2 separate regions of the Mus musculus genome follow, and region 1 is linked to region 2. Evidence: chromatin loops called from intact Hi-C (ENCODE). Cell type or tissue: left cerebral cortex. All regions are shown on one strand. Links, peaks and the distances in the headings refer to the core of each region. The heading gives the core; the rest is flanking DNA.

Evidence for each region. Peaks named below come from ENCODE experiments on the same cell type or tissue, not always from the same donor. Only the 100,000 strongest peaks of a DNase experiment are listed, where the experiment ranks them.
Region 1: a loop joins it to region 2, with 2.6 times the contacts of the local background. A loop is called at or near these places in 18 of 42 quality-filtered maps.

What each region holds. Positions count from the first base shown.
Region 1 is chr15:27,857,392-27,862,075 of GRCm38, reverse strand. All of the region lies in intron 11 of Trio (triple functional domain (PTPRF interacting)), which reads left to right. Among named protein-coding and RNA genes, the nearest start is that of Gm29975, 140 kb to the left of the region's middle. In left cerebral cortex, for the core only: a CTCF peak has its summit at 2,296; DNase peaks (open chromatin) are centred at 1,391, 2,276 and 2,711; H3K27ac peaks cover 2,093 bases.
Region 2 is chr15:27,657,755-27,661,754 of GRCm38, reverse strand. Otulinl (OTU deubiquitinase with linear linkage specificity like) reads left to right here. Exons shown (of 8, transcript NM_001242423.1): 6 at 1,737-1,865; 7 at 3,441-3,710. Among named protein-coding and RNA genes, the nearest start is that of Otulinl, 22 kb to the left of the region's middle. In left cerebral cortex, for the core only: a CTCF peak has its summit at 1,995 (motif pointing left); a DNase peak (open chromatin) is centred at 1,986.

The DNA of each region.
Region 1 (4,684 bases), core at 392-4,391, 200 kb before region 2:
GTACTGTGTGTTTAATGAAGAAGGGAGCTGTGTTTCTGGTTGTCCACAGGGCTGTGCCCAGAATAACTCATTTAGCTTTAGTCCAGGGAACAATCAGACTGTGAAAGAAGCTGGCATCTGGATGCTGTTTGAGTCACACAGACCTGCTGCTCAGTTCTCTAGCCCACCACAGAAAGTCCAACATGTTCGGGAGAGATCTGATACCAGAGAACTCCAGGTTCTCCTCCATGCCCGCAGAGGTTGAGGGATGAAACAGACGAGGGGAATGGCGGACAGGTTGTAGAAGTGTGGTCACAACTTCCAGGCTGGAGGATTTTTTTTTTCCTTGCAGAGAGGAATTAAATTACACTTTGACACACTGCAAACTATTTCAGGATGACATTAGTCATTTTCAAAATTAATTTATTTACATCAAACAGTGCCCCCCTCCCCTGCAACCCCAGCACATTTGCAGCAGACCGTAGGCATTTATAAAATGACTTGGATGGAGGAGGGGCTTCCCCCTGTGTTTATAACTGTCACAATGCTGAGGAGAGATTATTTGACTTGTCGGAGGTATTGTAGAAGAGAAAGAAAGGTGAAAATTTCCAAGTGTCAAGCTCTTTCTTGGGATAATGCGGCATGCACGGTGTCCAGATCATTGGAGTCCCTTGGATCACACGGTTGGTCCTACAGTCCCCCGGCTGTCAGTCACATTTCATCTCTTGTCCCTGGCTGTTCATCATTGCCTTTAGCCTCATCTCACCTGTCCACAGTGTGCAGCCCTCAGAGCCCACACATTGCTCCCTATCGCACGTGGAGCTGCCGTGGCGCCGCTGTGGGTTTCTTCCTCGTACCAACACTTGACACCTGCAGCAGTGACGTTTTGCAACACCGATCTTAGTTCTCTGTTCTGCCTCCACCCCATACGTGCCATCTGATGTCCTCTCAACACACCACACAAGGACAGGTGCTTCTCAACCCCTACATCTCAGGCAGGGAGGGCGGTAGCTCAATGTATGACAGTGCCTGCTGCTCCTGCATGAGAAGCCCTGTTTCAGACCCCAGCACTCCAGTGAAAATCCCAGTGCATAGTCAGGGACAGGAGGAGGGTCACTGGGGCATGCTGGCCGCCAGTGCGGCTCCAGGCTAAGAGAGAAACCCTGCTACAGGGGGATAAAGTGGAAAGTGGTGGAACGGGCATCCGAAGTCCTCCCGCCTTTGCACATGCTCAGGGGCGTGCTCACCCATCACCCACACACAAGTGCACAGAGAGGAGACACACACTACATTTCCTACCAAGACAGCAGGTACGTGTGTTCAGCATACCGTTGGTTACTTCTGGCAGAGGAGTTTCCTGTAGGTAGTGGGAACGGTTCCCTTTCCAGCCGGTTCCTTGCGCCTGCACTAAAATCACGTGCTGTGTGCATAGAGGTTGTTCTACTGCATTGGCACCTGCAGGCTGCTATTGAAACCACTCGCTTCTGCTCAGAACGTGTAGCTGCAGCAGCAGCGCTGGGGAGCTGTGACCAAGACTTCTCACTGCCTCTGCAGTGCGCACAGCTCCACTGGGCTAAGTGATTCCCCCTTCCGCCGAGGGCAGGGACATCGGTCTCAGTGGCACTAGCTTCTGTGTGTAGAGCCCTGGCCGCAAGCTAGTATGCCCATCCGTGTACCTAGCTTACTCTTTCTCAAAGTAGCTTTGCGGTCTGTGAAGGCTTAGTCGGTGAAGTTCCCCCATTTCATAGCTAGAACTACAGGTAAAGAACACAAGGACTTTGCCATGGGCTTCTCAGGTGGTGTGCACGGAGACCTTCTGCATCAGTCTCCATGGTGACACTGATGACAGCCTGCATGGCCTCCCCTGCAGTGCAGAGATTGCTGCTGAGTCTCTTCCATGCCTCGGGACTCCCTTAGCCGCCTATGGCCCAGTCCTTTCCAGAACCATCAGCTCATACAGAAATTCCTCCCCGAGTGATGAAGAGAGGACCCTCTTCTAGAGATGAGATGATTCAGGGACTTTCCACTAGGAAAGTGTAGGGCCAAGGTCAATGGGTGAAGAACTGGCGTTAGGATCGTTCCTGGTGCTGGGGAGAGACGAGAGCCTTGCACATCTTTGTCCCAGAGCTTTTCTCCACATTACTTCACTTCCCAAGACCATCTTTCTCTTTGTTTATTGGTCCATGGCCATGCCTCTGGTTGCTTCCAGTCCAGTTGGGGGCAGTTTTCTGCAGAACACCCACCCCAGCTTACACATCTTCAGAACTCCCATTACTAGACTGAAGGCCCGGCCATGCCTCTTAAGGTCTCTAGGGGACAGTGTTGCCTATGCCTGTGTCTTGACAGTTCTATGGTTCTTAAAATACAGAAACCAGGTTGCAGTGAATTTGCATAGAACATCTCTCTTCTTGCTGTTGAATAAAGATGGATTTTTTTCACTGTAGATTATCAGTTTGCACAGAAGTGCATTATTTTTTATCCTTGGGAAACTTTGACTTATGGCTTTCACAAATATCCTAGAGAGTTAAAATGTCTTTTGTTCAGGGGCACTTTAAGTATTGTGTGTTATGTGATTTTAAATTCCTAAAAAATAAACTTTGTGTATATGCACCAGTCCATCCTCAGTTGGCATCACAAAGGGCCTTTCTCTAAGACTCTCCTTCAAATCGAGTAAGAGTATTTCAGGCCTTTGACATCATGCTTTTTATATATAGCCTCAGCCCCTGTTTCCTCGGCATCTGCGCCATCCCAGAGTCACTTCCTGTAGTCTTCTGAGTGTTTTTATCTCTGTGGACTTCACTGGCAGGCCAGGTGGGGAGCACACGGCACCAGTGACTGGAGTCCGAATGTCCAGGATGTGGAGGGGAAATGCCTGTGTGTGTGTGTGTGTGTGTGTGTGTGTGTGTGTGTGTGTGTGTGAGAGAGAGAGAGAGAGAGAGAGAGAGAGAGAGAGCGCTCTGCTGTGTGGAAGGGCAAAACTTGACCCCTAAATATTCCTGGCACTTCCCCTAGAATTCAGATTCCCCTTACACCCTTTCCTTGACCTATAGCATCTTACGCTATTTTAGGGTAAGAGGGCTTAAATGCTAAGTCTGCCAGACTAAGTGACTAGTTTAGGATAATTGAGGAGCCTAGATACGTTTTGAAAGGTACTCATAAAAGATGTAAAACTTTATGAATTGTCTTATCATGAGATTTTCTTAAAAGAAAGGCAGCAATAGTGACTGATTGATTTATCCTCTTTTTATATATACTCTCACCGACTCTTTTAGGCAGCCCTAACTTGCCATTCACATTAGCCCATGACCTGTAGGTGAAACTGAGTGATAGACCAGGTAAGGAAAGGCCAGCACTTCTGCCCAGCAAGGTCTCATCTGTTTTGACCTCAGGCAGGCTGTCATAGACACAGACGACCACAGTCACATGTGGCAGGAACATTTATTCCTCTGTCCCCGTGCTGTTGCCTGTACGCATACCTGTGTGCTGCACCTCAGGGCCAGCCCAGAGGCTGTCTTTGATTAGCTCTTTATCAATGCATAAAGATTGTCTAAGTGCTTTGTAACTTACTTTCAGTAGCACTTGTCCAGACTAGAGGAATGTGGCAGAGGCTCCCCCCCTCATTAGCACCCCACTCCCTCCTCAGTCCACAGTCAGCTTCTAGAGTCCACTACAGTGAAGGTCAGAGGAGAGCTGTCAGCCCCTCCCCAGACCAGACCAGGTGCCCCGGCCGGGATCAACACCTGTGTGCAGGAGGAACCCTGAGCAAGGTAAAGGAGCAGGCGTGGCAGCGTGCTGGGCTGTTCCATTCACTTGTGCACAGCCTTCCTGGGACAGCTTGAGCAAAGCTCATGAGCTCAAGCAGGAGACTGCTGAGATTTTAGGAGACAGGAAGTCAAGGATTCTTCTTTCCATTGCTTTTGAACAGAATCAGTACAGATGCAAAGAAACACATTGTTAATAAATACCTATCTTGGGAGGGCAGAGGGCTCTGGTAGTGCCATGATCAAGTGTATCTGTCATTGGAACCCAGTGGGTGAGTTCTGTGTTTGGTTAGCCAACCACCCTCGCAGTGCCACTGGTCTGGTGGAAGGCAGCTGTTAGCTTAGGAAAGTCCACTGACTTGGTCATCACAGCAGGCTAAACGCTTGGACTCATCAGGGGAACAGTGCAGTCCACTTTGCTAAGGGGTTGGTTATTGCTTGGAGCAGCATTTGCTTTCTGTTTCTTTGAGAAGACTCCTGTCGTCTATTGCGTTAAGTTGAATCCATCCTGTGTTAATTACAGAGTGCTTAGCTTGTGGAGCACACCTGTCTGCACAGATGTTCCACTGCATCTTCCTTCACTTGTTGTCTTGGTAATTCCTCCATGAGCATGGAGATTTCTTAGATCCTGTCCTACCAAGCTGCATCATAGAGAATTTAGCTGATGTGTGTGGCCCACAGTTATGCTTTGCTAAAGAGTTTCTCCAGCCTTACTCCAAACCTTAAGGCTAAACAGTACCACTGTGGTACTACTGTGCACTGGAGTGCTAATGTGTGATTCAGGTGGTACCACCGTGGTACTGCTGTCCAGCTCCACTCTGGTGCGGTTGCAACCCCCATAGAGCGCTGTACAGTGATATCTAGAATTACAGCGCAGTACAACCTATGGCAGCTAAGTGTGGTTTCCACAGAGAGTCTCAGAGCCAGCTGGCAGATCTTCAGGA
Region 2 (4,000 bases), core at 1-4,000:
CTTGGCAACAATGTATCGGGCTGTTAAGGATAGTCTAGCACAGGATTTTATAGGTACATTGTCTGTTTCTTCTAGGCAAATGCCCAGGAGCTAGCTTCCTGGTTATGTGGGAGGTATGTGCTTAACTTTAGAGAAACTGCCACATTGATCTCTAAACCTGCTTGGCCTTTTTTTTTTTTTTTTTTTTTTTTTTTTTTTTTTTGCCATTCCGCCAGTATAGTGTAAGGGTTATAGTCGCCCCACCTGGTCACCAGCAGTTAGAATTGTTGGATTTATTTGTTTGTGGCCATTCTAATAGGTATATTTTGTTTGTGTGGGTGGGGGAGGGGCACATGCCTTAGTGCATGTGGAAGACAGAGGACAGCTCCACGAACCTGGTTCTTTCCTTCCACCTCTGCATGGGTTCCCAGGATTGAACTTGGGTCATCAAGTTTGCACAGCAAGCCCCATTGTTCACTGAGCCATCTCGCAGGCCCTCACTTGGCTTTTAATGAACAGATGTTGAGTATCTCTTGTGTACCTATTTGCCATCCATATCATCGTCTTGGAAAATTACCCATTTGAGACCTTTGTCTGTCTCTGTTGGATCATTTTCCAATTGCTGTTTTGGAAATTCTGTATATGTCTTGAATATGAGTGCTTCATTGGATATGTGATTTGCAGATGTCTTCTCTTGGTCTCAGGTCTTTTATCATTTTTCTTAATCAGTTATGGCAGTGTGTTCTCTCTTTTATTTATCTTATTATATGGCTGTTTTGCTTGCATGGATGTACATGCACTATGTGACAAGAAAAGAGCAATGGGTCCCCCTGGAACTGGAGTTACAGACAGTTGTGAGCCACTGTGTGGGTGCAGGGAACTGAGCCTGGTCCTCTGGAACCCTACCTAATGACTGAGACAGCTGTCCAGCCCCAGTCACATTGTCTTGATTAGCAACTTGAATTATGTTTTGATTGCAGCATGCCCAATTTAAGATGGCAGAGCAACAAAGAGGTAGCACTCATGTATATGGCCTCACGGTCTGTCTCCTTGGTGTCTTCTGTTTAAAATTGTTCTCTGTCATTCTATTTGATAGCAGATACTTGTGGAATATATGTAGTATGCTAGCCCTACCTCTAGTTAACTCAAATAAAGAGTGTTACAGAAAACCCAGGTTTCCGCTGCTGAAGCTGTGCAGTAAGGCACCAGCTGTGCAGAGTGGACTTGGTTCTTACAGACACCGAAGTCTAATCTTTGCACCTTCCAGAATTTGACCTGGAACTCTGTGAAATGAATGGTATAGTTGCTCGTTTCTAGTGGAAATGAGGCTAAAGGGTAAAGGAATAGGAAATGCTGGCTAAGTCCTTTCTCGGCCTTTGAGGGACAACCGGGTCTGGAAGGCAACAGCGTCTCTGCTAAGACAGCAGCTGCTTGGTATGCCCTGCTTTCTTAACACCATTTAGTTACATAGTTTCTAAAGCAATATGCCAAGGGCATGCAGCATTTTATACAAAAGGATTGCTCCTTTGGGCAAAATCCTAGGTTTCCATCTTTTCTAGAATATAATCTAAAAAAAAAAAAAAATCACTTAATCCACAAATCTAAAGCAAAGATGGCCTCGTGCTTTTTACTTAACTGACATTGTTGTCTCTCCGAGGGTTGCTCCACGAGATAAGACCATGTGCCGTGGCATTCCAAATCGTGCGTGCTAAGTGCTGAGACACTAATCATTTGTCGGCATCTACTTCTTTTTCAAGCTTCCTGAAAAACTACTCTTTTCTCAAGGCTGTAACTGGATCCAGCAGTACAGTTTCGGGCCTGAGAAGTACACAGGTTCCAATGTGTTTGGAAAGTTACGGAAATGTGTGGAGTTACTGAAACTGCAGGTGAGCGTTTAGGGAAACACAAAACAAGAAAAACCCCACCTACTGGAATAGAAGCATCCATGTCTCAACTGCAGCGGGTTCCCTGTAACTTGGGGCGTATCCGGTGCGTTAGGGAAATGAAACAATGCAGAGCGCCCCCTGCTGGTGGAAGCTTGCTTTCTCCTCCAAGTAGCAAGGCGGAGCCAGTGTCCTTGCTCTGTGATGGATTTGCCAGTTGTGGGGTAGAAGCTTCCATAGCTTTGCTGGAAACCTGACCCGTGAGGGAATTTGGTTTCCAATATGGTACAATGTCCAAACCTCAGAAATGCCCTCCTGCAAGCAATGCCCCCTGCGCATGCGGGGTTGGTGCGGGTATAATAAGTAGACTAACAGCTCTGCCTGACTTTTAGTAATAATCAGGCTCCAAGTGATGGAAAGTATGGTTTGCTTACCTCTCTCTGTCTGGCTTATCTGGGGGGAAATGCCTTTCTGAGCCATGGCTCTCTTCTTGCTGAAGAACTGAGTAGTCTATACCCTGGATGATTATCACGAGGGTGTGAGTTAACCCACATAGGTGCTCTGCAGAGAGCCAGCCAGCCACACCCTCTCTTGCATGGTTCTACACTGGCATAGTCCTTGGACGACCCGATGGCCCCAAGCAGTTTTAGAGAACCGACATGTTTGATAGTTTACACAGTAATGGTGTGTCTTGGGGAAACTGACTTTATTTTATTTTTTATATAGATAATTATATGCATTTGTGCATTAGGCTAGTAACTCGTGCTTCTCTTATGAGATGCTGTAGACTGGATGACTTAAACAAGCAATGATTATTTCTTGCAATTGTAAAGGTTGGATGTCTGAGACCAGGAGTCCAACAGGCAGTGACATTCGGTGATGGCCCTCTTTCTAGTTTATAGACAGGTGGACAGCGTTTTGGTTTTGTTTGTTTTGTCATCACATAACAGGAGGAGAACCAGCAATCACTGGGCTTCCTCTTAGAAAGCCACCAGTCCCACTTGTGAGGACTCTACCCACAGAAGCCAATACCTCCTCCAATACAGGCCTCACCTCCTAATGCTGTCTCCCTGGACTAAGATGTTTGACCTATAAGTTTGAGGAGGCAGGTGAACATTCAGCCCACTGTGGTGTACTCATGATTAAAAAGAATGCAATAGTCCCAAAATGCAGGCATGAAAATGTAACTGTATAAAATCCTGCCCTCCTGTTTGGCTTATTTGATTAGTGGTTCATATGTTGCTGTGTGATCTTCTCAATTCACACTTCCCAGTTCACACGCCCCAGTTCACACTTACCAATTCACACTTCCCAATTCACACATCCCAGTTTACACTCCCCAGTTCACATGTCCCAGTTCACACTTCCCAGTTTACATGTCCCGGTTCATACTTACCAGTTCACACTTACCAGTTCACACGTCCCAGTTCACACTTACCAGTTTACACTTACCAATTCACACTTCCCAGTTTACACTTCCCAGTTTACACTTACCAATTCACACTTCCCAGTTTACACGTCCCAGTTCACACATCCCAGTTCACACGTCTCAGTTCACACTTCTTCCTGTGTTTGTAGTGGACTGAGTTTAGTGGGATGAGAGATCACCACAAGAGAGGGAGCATGTGTAACAGCCTCTTCTCCGACGCCATCCTGGAGTGTAAACTGTACGAAGCTTTGAAGTTCCTCATGCTCTACCAGGTCACGGAAGCGTATGAGCAAATGAAGACCAACAAGGTTATCCCCAGCCTTTTCAGACTCCTGTTTTCCCGGGAGTCATCGCCGGATCCTTTGAGCTTCATGATGAATCACCTGAATTCCATAGGCGACACTTGTGGTTTGGATCAGGTGAGTAGGACTCATGGTGTGTGATCCAAGGGTGACTCGGAAGTACTTGAACCCATGGCCTTTAGGGTATATGCTTAGCATTGATGAAAACACCTGCACAGAGGTGGCTAGCTAAAATTGCTGGCCCTCCATGTGTGAAAGAAAAATAACAAGGCTCCTTTCTGGGTGCCATGCCCTTGTGAGTCCAAGCATCCTTGCACCAGAGAACGCTGCTTCATAGATCCTTGTGACCACAGTGGCCACTCAGAAAGCCAGATCGTTGCTGGAAGGCATGTACTTACCGGTCACAG